2 separate regions of the Mus musculus genome follow, and region 2 is linked to region 1. The links are chromatin loops, found by intact Hi-C in ENCODE. Cell type or tissue: gastrocnemius. All regions are shown on one strand. Each heading gives the region's core, and the rest is flanking DNA. Links, peaks and the distances in the headings are about the cores only.

What was found. Hi-C counts contacts between places; a loop is a spot of excess contacts. Peaks named below come from ENCODE experiments on the same cell type or tissue, not always from the same donor. Only the 100,000 strongest peaks of a DNase experiment are listed, where the experiment ranks them.
Region 2: a loop joins it to region 1, with 6 times the contacts of the local background. A loop is called at or near these places in 5 of 42 quality-filtered maps.

What each region holds. Positions count from the first base shown.
Region 1 is chr11:57,463,790-57,472,497 of GRCm38, reverse strand. No RefSeq gene overlaps it. Among named protein-coding and RNA genes, the nearest start is that of Fam114a2, 50 kb to the left of the region's middle. In gastrocnemius, for the core only: CTCF peaks have their summits at 3,590 (motif pointing right) and 4,524 (motif pointing right); DNase peaks (open chromatin) are centred at 4,071, 4,547 and 5,946.
Region 2 is chr11:56,111,882-56,120,589 of GRCm38, reverse strand. Gm46260 (a long non-coding RNA gene) reads left to right here and starts at 697. Exons shown (of 2, transcript XR_001780129.1): 1 at 697-750. In gastrocnemius, for the core only: a CTCF peak has its summit at 3,816 (motif pointing right); a DNase peak (open chromatin) is centred at 3,804.

The DNA of each region.
Region 1 (8,708 bases), core at 548-8,547:
GGGTCTGGGTCGTCTGGGTCTGGGTCGTCAGGGTCTGGGTCTGGGGGTCTGGGTCTGGGTCTGGGTCGTCGTCGGGGTCGGGGTCTGGGTCGTCGTCGGGGTCGGGGTCGGGGTCGGGGTCGGGGTGAGATGGTTCAGCTGCTAAGGTGCCTTGGAGACAAGCATGGGCTAATGTTCCATCCCCAGAATCTCACGTTTTAAGAAGCCAGTGTTTTCTTGTATAAGACTTATACTTTCTTGGTTAAATTTATTGCAAGACGTTTCATTGTTTCTGAGGCTATTGTGAATGGCCATATGTCCCTGATTTCTTTCTTGGTACACTTGTTGGAGCTGGGAAAGCTACTGACTTTCCTGTGTTAGTTTTGTAGCCTGCTGCTTTGCTGAATGTGTTTATCAGCTTTTTTTTTTCTGGAGTTTTTAGGGTCTCTTATGTGTCAAATCATATCATCTGCAAATAGATACTTTGTATTTTTCCTTTCCTGTTTGCACGTCCTTGTCTCCTTCCGTTCTTATTGCTCTAGTTGAGGCTTCAGTTACAGCATTGAAGAGGGGCGGGGAGAGTGGGCACCTTGTCTTGTTCCTGGTTTTAGAGACAATGCCTTGAGGTTTTCTCCAGTGAGCAGGAGGTTGGCTGTGGACTTGCTCTAAACTGCCTCCATTGTGTCGAGCTGCATTCCTAGCAAATCTAGCTCCAAAAGGATTTTGTCCGAGGCCTTTTCTGCATCTAATGAATTTTTTGTCCTTAGATCTTTTTATGTGATAGATTACATTTGTTGATTTACCAATATTGAACCATCCCGGTGTCTCTGGGACGAAGCCAACTTGATAATAATATTTTGAAATGTGTTTTTGAATTTGGTTTGGAGGAAGGGTTCTATCTATCTATCTATCTATCTATCTATCTATCTATCTATCTATCTATCTATCTATCTATCTATCTATCTATCTATCTGCATCTGTCTTCATCAGAGATGCTGTCCTGTAATTTTCTTTTCTTTTTCTTATTCTTTCTCTCTTTCTTTTTCTCTTTCTTTCTTTTCCTCCCTCCCTCCCTCCCTCCCTCCCTCCCTCCCTCCCTCCCTCCCTCCCTCCCTCCCTCCCTTTCTTTCTTTCTGTTTTTGGGTTGGTCTTTGTGTAGTTTTGATATAGGGTAATACTAACCTCCGAAAAGGAGTTTAGTAATGCCTCTTCCTTTTCTATCTTATGGAGTAATCTGAGGTGTGTTAGTGTTCGTTCTCTTTTGAAATCCTTTTAGAGGAGGATTCTGCTCTGAATCCATCTGGCCCTAGGCTTTTTTGAGTTAGGAGACACCACGTGGGTGCTGGGAACCAAACGTGGGTGCCCTGGCAGAGCAGCAAGTACTCGTCTCTCCAGCCCGTCCCCAGCCACTGTGTTAGGTGTTGTTGGTTCTTTCAGTTGAGTCATTTGGTTATTGATTTGAGATTAAGTTTTTTTTTGATGTAGACACTTAGTGTTCTAATCTTTCCTAACCTCGGGACTGTCTTCCCTTAGACTTTAGCATGCTGTGTTTTCATTTCATCCACCTGTAGGAATTCTAAAATTTCTCTCTTGAGTTCTTCCTTGTCCCAGTTATCACTCAGTGGTGGGGTTGTTCCCAGGAGTTCTTTCAGTTCCTATCATCTTTGACATAGTCCGCTTTATTCCGTTGTGCTCAGACAGAAGGCAGGATATTATGTCAAATTTTCTATAGTTGTTGAGACTTGCCTTGAGTCCTGATATGTGGTCTATTTTGGAGGAAGTTCTATAGGCTGAGGAGAAGAATGTAGGCTCTTCTGTGTCCAAGTGACATGCTCGGTGCACGTTTTTTTTTTTGCTCCATTTAATTTATGACATTATCTGTTCCCAATGTTTTTCTGTTTAGTTTTTGTCCCATCCCTTGTCTGTTGGAAGGAGTGAGGTATCAAAGTCCCCCACTTTCACTGTGACCTGAGTTCTAATAGTGGGTTGTTGCTGTATTTCTTTCTTTCTTTCTTGAGACAAGGCTTCTCTGTTTAGTCCTGGCTGTCCTGGAACTTGCTCTGTAGACCAGGCTGGCCTCGAACTCTGAGATCTCCCTTCCTCTGCTTCCCAAGTGCTGGGATTAAAGGTGTGCACCGCCAGCGCCTGGTTAAGAATGAGACTGGGCTGACTCTGCCCCACAGTCTCCATTGTGGTGGGGATGGCTTAGTGTCAGGAGCTGCTTGTGATTGCGGTTCCAGGAGTGTGATGCTGATTGGTCAAACCTAGGTGAGTCAGGAAGCAGGAATAGACCAATGAGGTGCTCCGCTGGCTCCCCTCCCCCTTTTTTATTCACTTTGGCAGACCAGTTTGTGGAGGGGTGCCACTGACTTCCAGGGCAGGTCTCCCCTGCCTTGCAGTTAAACCTCTCTGAAAACTCCCTGCTCTCTGAAAACTTCCTGGCAGAGACGTTCAAAGGTGTCTGTCACCAGTGCCCAAGGCATTTCTAAATACAGTCATGTTTACAGTAACAGTAGCCCAACCACAGCTAGGTTGGGATGTGAGCTAACAGCTTCTTGGGGTCTTAACTGCTGGGCACTGTGACCAGGCGTCGAAGTCTATACTCTGGTATGGAACTTTCTTTGAGCAAACACTGTCTGAATTCATACAACAGTAACTAACGCAGGGGCATTGTGGGGGGCGGGGGGAGCTCCCTGAAGAAGCTGAGAGACAAGCTGATCTTCCCAGAGCTGGAGAATGTTCACAAGTGTTCAAGAGAAGGGACGAGAACTGGTGTGGCAGGGGGTGGGGTGGGGGTAGGGATCAATGAAGGTATGAGAACCGGTTGGATCTGTTCCAGTGCTCGGGGATCCAGAGGAGGTAGAGGTACTTCTGTGAGAAGACAGCACGCCCCAGGGAACTTATGATGCCATTAGGGGGTACAGTTTCAGTGTTCCCTGTGCCCTGGACCCTCTAGAAGTAGTCTGAGAAAACTCCCCACTCTACCTCTTTGCCCACCCCCCCTCACACCACGAGACTCCGTTGACTTCATGTCTCCTAAGCCTCTTTTTCTCAAGGAGCATGTGAGGAGCAGGTACGTTACTCACCTGGTCAGCAGCCTCTCGTGTCAAATCGGCATTATTTCTCATTAGCATGATGTCACCCGGCTTACCAGACAGGACTCTTAGCCCCTTGCCTGTACAGGAAAAAGGAGACTTAGAGAGACGCCAAGAACCTCTGCCTGGTGCCCTGGTCCTGTTGTGGGAACTCGTGAACCCTGATGGGCACGAGAAATCACGTGGGAATGAGGTCTTTGTCACAGTGCAGATGCCAGTGACATACTCAGAAGGGCCTAAGCACCTGCTTCTGTGACAAGCACCCAGGAGTGATGATGTAGTCAGCGTGGGGACTCCATACTGAGGTTCACCTTGAAGATCAGTGGGTGTGACGGGAGAGACACTTTCATGGATCTCACAATTTAGTCATGGATTTAATGTTCATTCTTACTCCCAAACGAGGCAGTATTATTTGTTTTTTTTTTTTAAAAGGCCTTGTTTTTAATTGTATAAATGCACTTATATCTATAGGTGATATATGCATATTGAGTGCAATACCTGCAAAAATCAGAAGAGGGCGCCAGATTCTGTGTCCATGGTGTTACAGGGAATTGTGAGAGCCCTGATGTGGGTGCTGGGATCCGAACTAGGATCCTCAAACACTCTCAATCTTTGACATGCTCCTAACATTTCTCCAGCCCCTTGTCTTTTATTTTATATGAGCCCACAACCAAGACTTTGGAGATTTAAATAGACTTTTGTAGCAATGGAAGTTTTAAAGACTTGGGGGTGGGGGATTTTTTGGAATTGAATTGTATTTTATATTATGATTTTAACATGTTACTTTGGGGACAAGGGATGGAAAGTTATGGCTTAAAGTGACATGCTTGTGGGTCAAGTTGACAAAGGACAGATCATGCTGGTTAGTTTTTAACTGGTAACTTGACACAAAGTGGAGTCACCTGGGAAGAGAGTTTTAATGACTCTTATCTAGATGTTGACCTGTGGGCACGTCTCTGGGGACTGCCTAGATCATCTGATATAGGAAGACACAGTCTGTTGTGGGCGGCACCATTCCCTAAGCAGAGCAATCAAGCAAGGATCTGTGTGTTTATTCTCTCCCGCTCTCAACTGTGGGCGTAGTGCTTAAAGTTCCTGTCTTAACTTCCTCACAATAATTTAACCTGGAATCTTAAGCCAAATGAATTTTTTTTTGTCCCTAAGGTGCTTTTTATTGAATGTTTTATTACAACAGAAACAAAACTAGAATAGAAGTTTCCTGGACCAGAAAATGGTGGCCTGGGAAGCTAAGCAGTGTGCAACTGATATGTTTAAAAGTAGGGACATGAACCAGGGTTTCATACCTCTAGAATCCCAGTACATCCCTAAGCCTTTCCGTTGATCACACCCCCATCTCTGGGGCTCCGGTCTGTGTCCAGTCTTCTGGGATTAAAGGTTTATTTTTTTATCCGGGCCAGCTGGGAAGGCACCTTCTTGCAAAGCTCCTTTCTGGCCAGCAGGTGGCAGTGCTGCCCCAAGGATATGGCCTAGACGGCTAGCTAGAGCTGCTCCTAGTATCTTTTGTCTGCACAGGGGTCCGCTCTCCTCTCCGGAGCCTTCAATGTGCCTGCTGAGCTGGGGCTGCTCATTTCCTTTCTCTCCTGGCTGTAATGCCTCATAACTTCGGATCCTTAGAGCCATTTACGATAGATTCAGATGCAGCCTGCAGCTAGAGTTTCTAAGCACAATGCTTTTCTGAGTTAGGTGCGGTCCTCTTGCCTATCTGCTCAGAAGAGGAACCTTGGGGCTTCCAGAGGCTCGAGAGGTCATGGAACAGGGGAATGCCAAGGAGCAGGGGAAGAGGCAGAGCCTGGTAGGAGCCTAGCAGTTGTGGCGCTGGAATCCATAGATGGGAGGGATTCATTCTGAGGAAGTCGAGGCAGAGCCGGAAGGGGACCAGGGCTTGTAACTCTGGACCTTGTATAACTTGTTATCACCAGGGTCTGTGATAGGAAGTCCCCGCCTCCTTCCTACACCCCCCAGGTACTGGTTCCCCACAGAATGACTGACTCTTAAGTGTTGTGTTCAGCTCAGATATGGCTGTGCAAATCTTGCCCAGCCTGGCGTTCTGCTGGGACCAGAGACTTCCTTCTTCATGATGGAACTCTGTCACAACGCATGGTGACTCCTCGTGATAAGGGAGAAGTGGGGTGCCTTTAAGTAACACGAAGCCTTCCTTTCTCTGGGGGCAGCGGCGGCGGGGGGCGGGGGGGGGTTAAACCCAGTAGATGGGATACTAGGTGCTCAGTTACACAAAACCGCCACTTGGTCGATGGCCTCAGGGTTCCTGTCTCTCAAATTCGAAGAACGAAATTCATGGAGAAATGCTGAGTTTAGAAAGAGTCTTATTACGGATTCATGGGTAGGAACTTAAGAAAGGAGATGGAGTTACTTGACGGTAGGAGACCCGCACATGGGACACCATCCAGCTGATAGTCCAGTGCTGTTGCTTTTTTTGTTTTTGTTTTTAAATGTTTAATAGGATTTATGGCAGAGACTGGGTTAAGCCATGAAGAGGAGGATGAGCCGGTCACGTCAAGGTAATCGGGTGTCTGTTCTCTGCTTGGGGTGGTCAATTATCCATCATAGAAAGAGAAGAAAGAGATAACAGGACCAAGATGGCTACCCTCTGGCATTCCAGGCCTCCAGAAGACAGAACAGGACCAAGAAGAATGTTCGTGACTTCTGTCCAAAGACATAAATTAGGATAGTTTACTTTTGGGGTCCATGCCTTTGAAAACAATTTCCATCCTCTGACCTTATCCCTAGGAGGGACTGGCACAGATGGGTTCGGTTTGTACTTGTGACATGCATGTCTGAGCTACTTTGTCTCACCAGGCCTGGCACTAGATTTGGCTGCTGCGGGGCACTACCAGCAGGCTCTGCCTCCTTGGGTCCTCTAACCCTGCTGGGCAACACGTTTGCTCTCCGCTTGTTCTTCGTCGGTCCAGGCTGGTCTGTTATCTATCATGCCCCATTCCATGTGGAGAGAGCCCAGGGAACAAGCTCTTCTGCATAGTGTGGAGCCCAAGGTTGAGAGCAAAGTAAGTCGTTTATGAAAACAGCCCTCCACCGTGTTATCCAAGCAGCGTGTATTCATTGCTACAAAATTGAGAATATGTGAAAGGAAGAAAATTAAAACCACCTCCATAACAATAGAATCTTTTTCTACAGTGATATTTTAATGGAATTGAATTTTTCTCATTCTCTTTTTATTGTACAAGAAATACATATTTCTCAACAGGGTTATGAAGTGGCATTTCCAGGGGATTAATTTTATTTGGTCTTACACGATTTTTTTTATATTTGTAGAATAAAAAAATTTTAATTTATCTGGGTTACCACATCATGAACCTGTCAATAATTCTGTGAGAGATTGCAATAGCCACCTCTGTCTTTTGAGGACCTACTATGTGCGAGCAGTTTTTACATGACTGTAACTTTATGGAGGGATGATTTATATCTCATAGAATTAACTTGTTTAGACCCATTAATCACTATAATTTGAAGATGGCTAGAAGGCTGGGAAGGTAGTTCTGGGGTCACTCCTCACGTCCTAGTGACATGTGATCCAAAGACCTAAGACACTGGGCAGTCACCGTCATCAGAGTCCAGGCTGGGACAGTGATTTTGAGCTCACTGAAAACTCTGTGATTGTGTGCAAAGTGGAAGCAGGCTGTATTAACAATTATCATGGAAAGTGAGACATTAGGGGACGGTAAGAGAGTTGGGAGGGGTTCCCAAGGGAGGGAAAGGCTGTTGACTTTCCTTGCCAATGGTTTTCATAGGACTGTGGTGAAAACCCAGACAAAGGTTGAATGATCTCTACTGAAATCGGGTAGAGCCAACGGAGGGCCGTACACTCTACTTGTGTCCCTTAGGCCAACCAGGGAGATGGTCAGATGCTGCCCAGCCAGCTAGGGGAAGTTCCCATCCCTGCCTCGTCCCTCAGCCCGCAACAAGTAAACCAAAGGCCCACGTGCCGGCGCCTAGATTGTGGGTGGGAGGATAGGATGTGGTGGGAACGGCTCACCAATAGGAGGGTGGTGGTGGTGGTGGGGGGCCGATCGTTTCCTTGGTGACTGGTAACAGGCACTCACAGGAATCTACAGGCATTTATGGCCTTGCTCTCAGAAGAGTGCTGACTCTCCTGTTCAGTTAGAGGCGCCACCACTGGTGGAATGGGGAGAGGCAAGCCCGGGCAGAGGAGGCGGGGCTTGACCTGGGACTGGGCTTTTTGAGTCAGTGATCTGAAGTCAGTGCGGATACTGGAGTCTGCACTGGCACACGGAGCTCCCAGGGAGAGCTGTTCTCTATTAGTTTTCTCTGGGAAAATCTTTAGTTTTGTTGCTGGTCTCCCAGTTAGGGCTGCACAGTGGATGACCTGGATCACCAGGTGTCACCTGGTCTGCTCCAGTACCCTTCAGCTCCCAATCATCATAACATCCCAGAAGCTAGTGCCAATAACTGTCTGCTTTGAGCCTAGGGAGTCATGTGGTCTTTGTGGCATAGAGCAGGTAACTCAAGGCTGAGCCCCAAAGGCCTGTCCTAGGAACAGTGTTTCAGCACAGCATGTGCAATGGCCCTGAGGCAGGAAAAGATTTCCTAGGTCTTAGAACTCTGAGTAACGATTGTTCAAGGTGGATACCACCGTAGGCGGCAAAGAGCTTTTAGGACTCACTAGAAAGAGTTCCCAGCCGGGCTTCTGGGATTGTGAGTCTGAGGGATGAGTTGTTAAGGATACACAGGGCATGACATTCTTCCCAGGCTTCTATGCCCCGAGGCTGATGTGGCTCCTGAGAGGTGGGGAAGTCACTGGGCACCGCCCACTGCCTATACTGGCCATTTTCTAATGTTGAGTATCCCAGACTCAGAAAGGCAAATGTTTCATCTCATGTATAGAATTATGTACATGTAGAATTGCATATATAAAACACAACCACGGGCTCTTGAGTGACTTCCAGCTTGGCATGCACTTGGAATGTAATGGACGTTTTCATCAGGAGCTGCTTGGCACTTGTACCCTTGCCTGCCATCCTGCTCAGCGTGGATTCGTTCTCAGCCCAGAGTGTGTAGCATCAGAGTGCCAGCTGGGAAATTTCTAGTGCTGCAGGTTATGTCTGTCCTATTTATTTATTTATTTATTTATTTATTTATTTATTTATTTATTGTAGTGCTAAGGACAAAACCCAGGACATCACCGATGCCAGGCAAGTGCTCTACCACTGAGCTATACCCAGGCTATATTTGTCATTAGTGCTTTTAAAAGCTACCATTACCATAAAAAAAAAAGAAAGGGTTTCATAACGACATTTTTATATGTACTAATTTTTAAAAAGATCTGCTTTTCCTTATGTGTGTACTTGTGTGTCTGTGTGCTGTGTGAGTTCAGATGCCTGCAGAAGCCAGGACAGGGAGTTGAAGCCCCTGGAGCTGGGATTGCAGGGCGAGGTGGGCGACTGCTGAGCCTTCTTTCTCCCCAAGCCTCAGTGCTTTGGTTATTGACCCTCCCCACCTGCGTCCTGCTCCTCTCCTGCTGACCCCTCCCCCAGTAACCACTTTTATTCTGTATAACCTTCCTTAGTGTTCCCCTTCAAAACTCCCCTTAATACCTCTTCTGTTGCTGGGTGTGGT
Region 2 (8,708 bases), core at 366-8,365, 1.4 Mb after region 1:
GTGGCTTTTGGATTAAAAAGTACTAACAGAGACGGTGAGATATCTTAGAAGGTAAAGGCTCCTGCTGACAAGCTTGACACCTTGAGGTCAGTCCTCAGGACACAGGGGGTCCAAGGAAAGAACTGAATTCTGTAACACTTAAATAAATGTTTTTTTTACTGTGGAAAGATCCATGAGATAACTGTAAAACTTTGACTACTATGGTACTAGGCCTTATTCTTTTTTTTGTTTTGTTTTGTTTTTTTGTTTTTTGTTTTTTTGTTTTTCGAGACAGGGTTTCTCTGTATAGCCCTGGCTGTCCTGAATCTCACTTTGTAGACCAGGCTGGCCTCGAACTCAGAAATCCACCTGCCTCTGCCTCCCAAGTGCTGGAATTAAAGGTGTGTACCACCATCGCCCGGCACCAGGCCTTATTCTAATTCTCATAATGCCAAAGAAACGCCCCGGGGCTGGAAATATGGCTTAGTGATAGAACGTTTGCTTAACTTGTGTAAGTGGGCCCAGTCCCCAGAATCACAAAAGGTCTTTACTTTTGGAGATGAAAGCAGATGAATTTGTTAATGAAAGTTATGATGACACAGCTTTGAACCTCGACACATGGGGAACATAGGAGGGAGGCTTGTCTACAGCAAGCTCTTCTTGTCTACAGCAAGCTCTTCTTTCAACTTTTCTACAGGCTCAAAATCGAACGATAAAAGGGAAGGAAACTGAACTTATAAAAGATGAAAGCTTTCATCGCTCAGGAAAAAGGTAAGGAGAAAAAAGTGAAGGGGAGGATGGAAGTTAGGGAGGAGGAGAAGAAGGGAACCTTTATTGGGGTCAGAACCTCACAGGGAGTTGAGGCAGCAGGCACATTTTCAACATTGGGAGCATCCACCAATGAAAAAGCAAAAAACCACAAACTTCAATCAACACTTCAGGAAAGAGGCAGAGGAGTGGCTCAACGTGGACTTATGCCCACCCCCTGTCTTAAGCCTAAACTGTCATTTGCAGGGCAAGAGGTCAACAAACTCCTTTTACCTATCAACTTTTACTTATGGGAAATGTAACAGGCATCATGGCACTGTAGAGATGGCTCATTGACTAAAAGGTCAACAGTGGTACAAAGCCTGTGGGAGAAATCAGCCAATGTCTCTGGTTTGCTTTAAGGGCCACTTAAGACTGTGGAAGCCATACCCAGCACTGCTGTTTGCAGAGGACATAAGGTAGGTTCCCAGTACCTAGCTCTAAGGAATCTGATGTCTTTTGCCTCTGCAGGAAGCACACACACACACACACACACACACACACACACACACACACACCAAAGTTAAGTCTTAAAAAAAAAAAAGGATAGATCTCATTTGGTTTCACCCTAGGTTTCTAGTCTCTGATTCTTGGCTACCCAAGAAGTGCTGGGTATGGGTTCCATCTCCTGGAGTGGGTTTTAGGCAAATCAGAAATTGCTTGATTACTATCACAGGCTTTGTGCCACCATTACCCTAGCATAATTTGTAGGAGCTACACCATGGTAGATCAGAGGGCTTGTGGCTGCTTTGGTGTTTACGTTTCTCCTTTGGTAGAGTACTTCCCTCTACTAGAGACACTGAATCATAGGAGTGAAGGCTCTATGTAGACACTAGCTTCACCTCTCCATGTTCATTGAGTTGTGTGGGTGGTGTCTTCAGTATGCCGTGGGGTGTCTTTCTGTCTGCTTTTGAAGAATAACCTATTATCTCAGCAACACTCTGGGTTGGTTGGGGATTTCCTTGGGTTATTATTGGAAAATAATCCAATTCCCACCAACCAGTCATTTGGTGACAAAAGATAGCCAGTTGGGACTCTCTCATTATTTGGGAACTTCATTAGGATCACCTTCATATCTTTTAGGACACTTCCACTGCACTAGATTTCTATACCAACCCTCAATTGCCCCTCAGTTCTAGCTATCTCTTCCCACATTCCCTCCATCAAATCCATTTCCCCACCCACTCCCTACCTGATCCCCTTGTTCCTATATCCTTAGCCCTCAGTCCATCAATAAAATCTATTCTATCTTCCCCGCACCTGTGTCGCAAATCCCTCCCTCTAACCTAACCTTCCTGCATCCATGGATTGTAGTTTACTTATCATTTATTTAACGGCTAGTAACCAAATAGAAGCAAATATATATATATATATATATATATATATACCATATTTATCTTTCTGGGTCTGGGTTACCTCACTCAGTATGATTTTTTTCTAGTTCCATACATTTGCCTACAAATTTCATGATGTCTTTTTTTTTAAACAGATGAGCAATACTCCATTGTGTAAATGCACCACATTTTCTTTACCCATCCTTCTCTTGAGAGATATTTATGTTGTTTCCTGCTATTATAAAGAGAGCAGCCATGAAAATGGTTGAGCAAATGTCACTGTGGTAGGATAGAGTGCCCTTTGGGTGTATGCCTGAGTGGCATAGCTGAGTCTTGAGGTAGACCCATTCCCATCTTTCTGGGGAACCATCATAATGACTTTCATAGTGGCTGTACAAGTTTTCACTCCCACAACAAATTGATGAGTGTTCCTCCTATTCCACATCTTTTCCAGCATGAGCCATCACTTGTGTTATTGATTTTTTGTGTGTGTGATTGATTGTGTTATGCCATTTTGATAGGTGTTAAGATGGAATCTCAAAGTAGTTTTGATTTGCATTTCCCTGGTGGCTAAGAATGTTGAACAATTCATGTAAGTGTTTCTCGGCCATACAATTAAATAGTAATGGTCTAAATATAACCATTACTAAATATACTACTGGTATAAAAAACAATAAAAGGACTCCTGAAATATTCTGTTATACTTATAGATCAATGCCTTATTCAGCCATCATCAGAGAAGTTTCCTCCCAAAGCAGATGAGGGCAAATATAGAGACTCACAGCCAGACGTTACACAGATAGGCAGGCTTTGGAACACACAGCTCTATCAAATCCCTTGCCTCAGAGTTCAGGGAATCCTATGGAAGAAGAGGCAGAAAGAGTATAAGAGCAGAGGGGATGGAGGACACCAGAAGAAGAGCCTCTAAATCAACTGAGCAAAACCATGTGAACTCACAGAAACTGAAGCACTAAGCACAGGGCCCACATGGGTCTGCACAAGGCTGTGCGCGTGCGCGTGCGCGTGCGCGTGCGCGTGCGCGTGCGCGTGCGCGTGTGTGTGTGTGTGTTAATACATGAGCACACATATGTACTCATCTGTTGGTGAGGCTGATATCTGCTATTCTGCATGATTCTCCACCCCTAAGGTCTCTTACTGAACTCAGTTCAGACAATAAGAATCTCCGTCTCCGCCTCTCTAGGGCTGGACTTACAGACCAGCACAGCCCCAGCACTGAACCTCACTTTTTCTTGGGCACTAAGGATCCTAATTCATGGCCTCACCTTTGCACTGCAGGACTCTGAGCCGCCTCTGGAGCCCCCGGATTTCCTTTTGCTTTTGTAGAGAGACGATGTCCTGATTTACCAGGGGCATGAAAGCCTGAGCTTTATATGTGGCTGCGGGTGGCCTAGGTTCTCATCATCACATCCGAGTGAGCCTAAAGGCAGCACTGTCGGTCCCTGCACTGCACGCGCTCATATTCTCCTGAGTGGTAACACACTAAACACCAGAAAGCCTTTTAGTCCTGCTAGGACTATTTACCGACTCAGAATTTATCTAGACCGTTGCTCAGAGATGAGTCAAATTTCTGTTGCGTACCTGGGTCAATTACCCACTGAGGCTTCTTTTCCTCTTAGAGAGGTTTCATGAAACCAAGACTCACAGCTTGTAGATGAAGTTAACCCAAGGTCCACTAGATGGCGACATTCCCACTTTTCTTCAATACCACAAGGCTCTCTGTCCTTTTCCTTTCATTCCCAGCATGCAGAGCACACAGGGTCTCAGCCTACAGATTCCAGGGCTGAGAAACCTCTCTGAAAAAAAAATCAGTGTTACCTGTGCTTTTTGCAAAGCTATAATCAACACTATACAGTATACAGACCTCTATAGTAAGAGACAGATGCATCATAATAACAAGTGAACATTCTAACAAGGTTGGAAAGATGGCTAAGTGGTGAATAGTGCATATTGCTCTCGCAGAGGACCCACATCAGATGGGTCACAAGTTCCTGTAATTCCAGCTCCAGAAGATCCACTCCACTTCCCTTCAAGAGTACCTGTACTCAAATGCACATACTCAGATGCACATACATACACACAATTAAATAAAAGAATTCCTTAAATTTTTACATGAAAACATTTAAGTATAATCACAATTGGGGGAGGGGAATTAGAAGTATATTTACTCCCTCCTACTCTATATTTCTCGAATTTTCATACCCAGTGACTAGCTGGGGAACCCAAAGACTACCACAACTGTCCTCCCCCAACAGCAACACATATCAAGAAGATGGAAACCCAGCAGTGCCATGGGACCCATGGAAAGGTTTTCTATAGCTTGAGAAGTTGAGCTTAAAGTCGCTCACATTATAAAGAGAGAGAGCATGTGCTGTCTCTGACCCTGTATTGATTGGCACTGCGTTACTAGCACAAAACACTTGAGGCAATTAACGTCTCAAAGGTCCATCGAAAGGTTTAAGTACAAATTCAGATCCCATTAGTCTGGTGCTTTGGATAAGAGTTGTACACCATGGTGGAGCACGTGCTAGAGACTGTTCACAGCACAAGGAAGGAAACCGACAAGGTCACATCACCCTTCAAGGTACCCAGATACCTGAAGATGTCCACACACTGTTATCTCTTCTAAACCTACAGCATCTTCCAACAGTGAGACACTAGGTACTAAATCCTTAAGGCTCTGACCTTTAGGAAACACGAAATGCCTTCGTTACAGTTACCACTTTCTGCGAGAATACAGAAAGTTGAACCTGTTTAAACCATGGCTTCATTTTAGATAAAATGGCAATGACAAGGATAAAATGCCTGATAGACATGGGTTTTAATACTTAACAACACAAGCAATACTCAAAATAGTGGCTGGCTATTAAACTCAGGTCTTCATGTTTGCATGGTAAGCACTCTATAAGCAGGGCTATCTCCCCAGCCCTAGTCATCTATGTTCTGATGATTGAAACCAAGGTCTCCTGCATAGTGACATAATCCTTTCTGTAAAGTACATGGGTATGCATACACAGACATGTGTATTACTTAAGCAGACATGCGTATTACTCAGGTCGTTCCCCCTCGACTCACACTCACTGTAAACCTAAGACTTTTATCTTCCTGTCTCCACCTCCCAAGTGTTGGGATTAAGGCACACATCACTCCAGCTACATTTCTTCTCTATCCATGGCAACTGGCCTAGCAGCTGGTGAAGTAGTTTTGGGCTAAGCAAGTTTCCAGCATCCTAGATCTCATTTGAGACCAACAGCCCTACAAGACCAGCACAATAACAAGTGTACCTATAGATACAAATGGACTGGGGGAATCATGTAACTAGCTGGGTCACACAGCTTTGAGGGATAGAAGGTAAATTCCAACACAAGTTTCCTGACTACACAGCCAAGCTTTTAATTTATAGGTGTGACTAAATTGAACATAACAATCCCATGAGGAAGAGAAAAAATGGTTTGTCCTCTACCAATGTGTTGTCAGACAATGTCTGATGCCTACAGTTGAGACATCCCTGCTTTGGTAACCTGCCTACCTCGTGTTCAAACTAATACACTTGAAAAGTGCCTTCATTACAACCTTCTTTTGTCTTTCAAAACTTGAAAGCCTGAAACTATCTCCATTGGAACTTGACATTTTAGGGCAAACTGAATCCATGTTTCAAAGCCATGGTCACACATATTGGTCTCATATCATGTCTTCACCTTAAGTGGAGTGGAGATATTTTCTCTGAGTTGAGAAGGCCAGGATCTTCTACAAGTGGCCAAAGCTGTTCTGCCTTGATGCTCATCACAGGACTGAAGGAAAGAGGTCACCATGCCTGCACCCAGCCTTGTTTCTTCCACTGGAAGCCTGCTTTCCATCAGTGTTGTGCCCATTCCTCGTATTTCCTACTAATCCCAAAAGATGCAGCTTGTAACTGCTTAAAACTCTGAGAGATTCACTGACGGCAATCTTCAGAATAAGGAGGAGAAAGAAAAGTTGGCAGGAAGGTTCTTCTGGGAAATTACACAGTTCCATTGTTTGAAGAATTTCTCATTGCAAGGGATACCATCTTCTCCATCATTTATCCTAGGAAACAAAACCTTTGAGGGTTGAAGCAAGTAGGGTTACAATGCAGAGCAGCCTTGAATACCCCATCCCTCCTTCCCAGGGCTATTGCTTAGTGAGTAGCTCCACTCTAGATCCAGTCAGCGGCTCAGAACAGCCTTCATGGTGCTGTAACTCTTCTGGAAGAGCCGGACCTGTGGTCAGGAAGAATCCAGACTCACATATGGATTGCCATCATTGAAAGGGAATACACTGAGCACGTGCACAGTGTATAAAGAAGCAAGACAGGATTGGCCAAGGGGGATGAAAAGTACCACAAAATCATCTCTTAAAGTGAGTTGGCAATTTTACCCAAAACCATTCTCATTGGTTGAAGAAAGTATCATTGGTGACTATGATGGCCAATTTCAACTGACAACCTAGTGCAATCTACAATCACCTGAGAAAAGAACCTCCATGAAGGACCATCTAGACCAAGGTGGCCTGAGGGCATGTCTGTGAAGATTGTCTTCCCTGCCTTAATTGTTGTGGCAAAACCCAGTCTGAGAGTGGGGTGCACCACTCCCTGTGGTTGGGCACTGGACTGTTCAAGAATAGAGAATGTGGGCAGAGTGCCAAGGATGTGTGTGTTTGTTTCTCTCTGCTCTACTCTGGGTGTGATGTGACCATACACCTCAAGTTTCTGCTGCTTGGACTTCCCCACAGTGATGGACTGTGGACTGAAATTGAATGGTTAGAATAAACCCTTTCTTTATTAAGCTGCTCCTTGCCCCCAGGTATTTTATTGCAGCAACAAAGATAAAACTAGAATGATTAGTGGCCATTTATTCTGACCTCATACTTGATTCACAAGGATACCTCCAGCAGCTAAGTGATGTGAAAACAGCCAACAAAACAGTCATATGATCTCGGGTTGCCAAAGATGCTGGTCTCTTACTCTAATTATCTTTGACGGGGACCCTTTGGTTCAAGACTACATGAGTGTCCTATAAGAAAGGGGAAGAGAAAAGCATGGTTCCCAATTAAAGGTTAACATTAGATTAGGTATCAACTCTTCTTACTCATAGATCAGTTAAAATGATCAATGTCCTACTGTGTGCTGACAGTCTCTAAAACACATCTTCGTTGAGTCTGCATCTCATTTATTTGCCTATATAACACTCCCTCTTGAATTCTTACAGAGCATCTTATTAGAGCAATAACCCATGAGAAGTCCTCTTTTGGGTCAGGCATAGGACATGTGTCTCATATGGATAGACTGGCCAAATATGTTGGTTTCTAACTGTCTGTAATATCAGGGAGATTTACAGGAATCCAATCCCTGTGACAGAGATGGCAGGGAGTACCTTTCAAAGTTTCATGGCATGATCTCTTTCTTCCTCCTGTAACCTCCCTACTCAAAGCCATTATTGTCTTCTCTTGATTTTTTCTCCCATAACTGGTATTCTTGATTCTTTTGCTTCTTTTTCAATTGTGTGTGTCTGTCTGTCTGTCTGTCTGTCTGTCTGTCTGTCTCTCTCTCTCTCTCTCTCTCTCTCTCTCTCTCTCTCTCTGTGTGTGTGTGTGTGTGTGTGTGTGTTTATGTGTGTATGTCCGTATGTGCTCGAGAGTGCATGTGTGCACACATACATGGGATTAAGCATGCTTACATGTGGGTGGGCAGGTGCACATGCATGATGAATGTGTGCACATGTGGATGGAGGGCCCAGGTTGATGTCAGGACTCATCCACCATCCTTAATCTTGATTCCATGTTATTCATCGAGGAAGGGCCTCTCAATCAAACCCAGAGCTCACCATTATGGCTCGTCTTACTAGCCACCAAGATGTAGCTGGTAACTCCTGTTTCTGCCTCCATACCTACCCAGTGTTTACTAGTTTTGTGGGACCTGAACTCCGGTCCTCATGCTTGGGTGACAAGTGCTTTAAGCTCTGAGCCATCTCTCTCCAGCCCTCCTCATTTGACTCTCTGAGTTGTGTTCTGCAGTCACCAGCCATTCGAAGCTTCAACCTGATATGTGACACACACACACACACACACACACACACACACACACACACACACACACACACACAGCCACTGCCTACCATCTTCAGGAGAGCAATGGTGCTGGGAGTAATCCCTTGCTGTCTTTACTGCAGCCTTTGTCCCCCTTCCTTTTGTCCTATGCCACATAATTTCTCCTTGCACACAACTAGCCTGTTCTACCACAAGGAATTCTGGACTTTGTATCTCAGTCTGCACCACTCTCTCCACACAGTATATGGCTGACTTGTCCTTTTCCTTCAGATCCTCTGTCCCAATGTCATCTCGAAAATTATTTTTCCTGATCCAATTTCTACTATGTGTCTCTATTTTTTTTCAAATGCAATAGTCTCTGAAATTACTTTTTGAGCATTTGCCATCTTTCTATTTTATAAAGGCCCTGATTATATTATTTATCATTGGAATCTAGGGGCCTAGGACAATTGACAGCACACAGTACTATTCAATAAGTGCTTAATGAATAAGTGGATGAATGCAGTG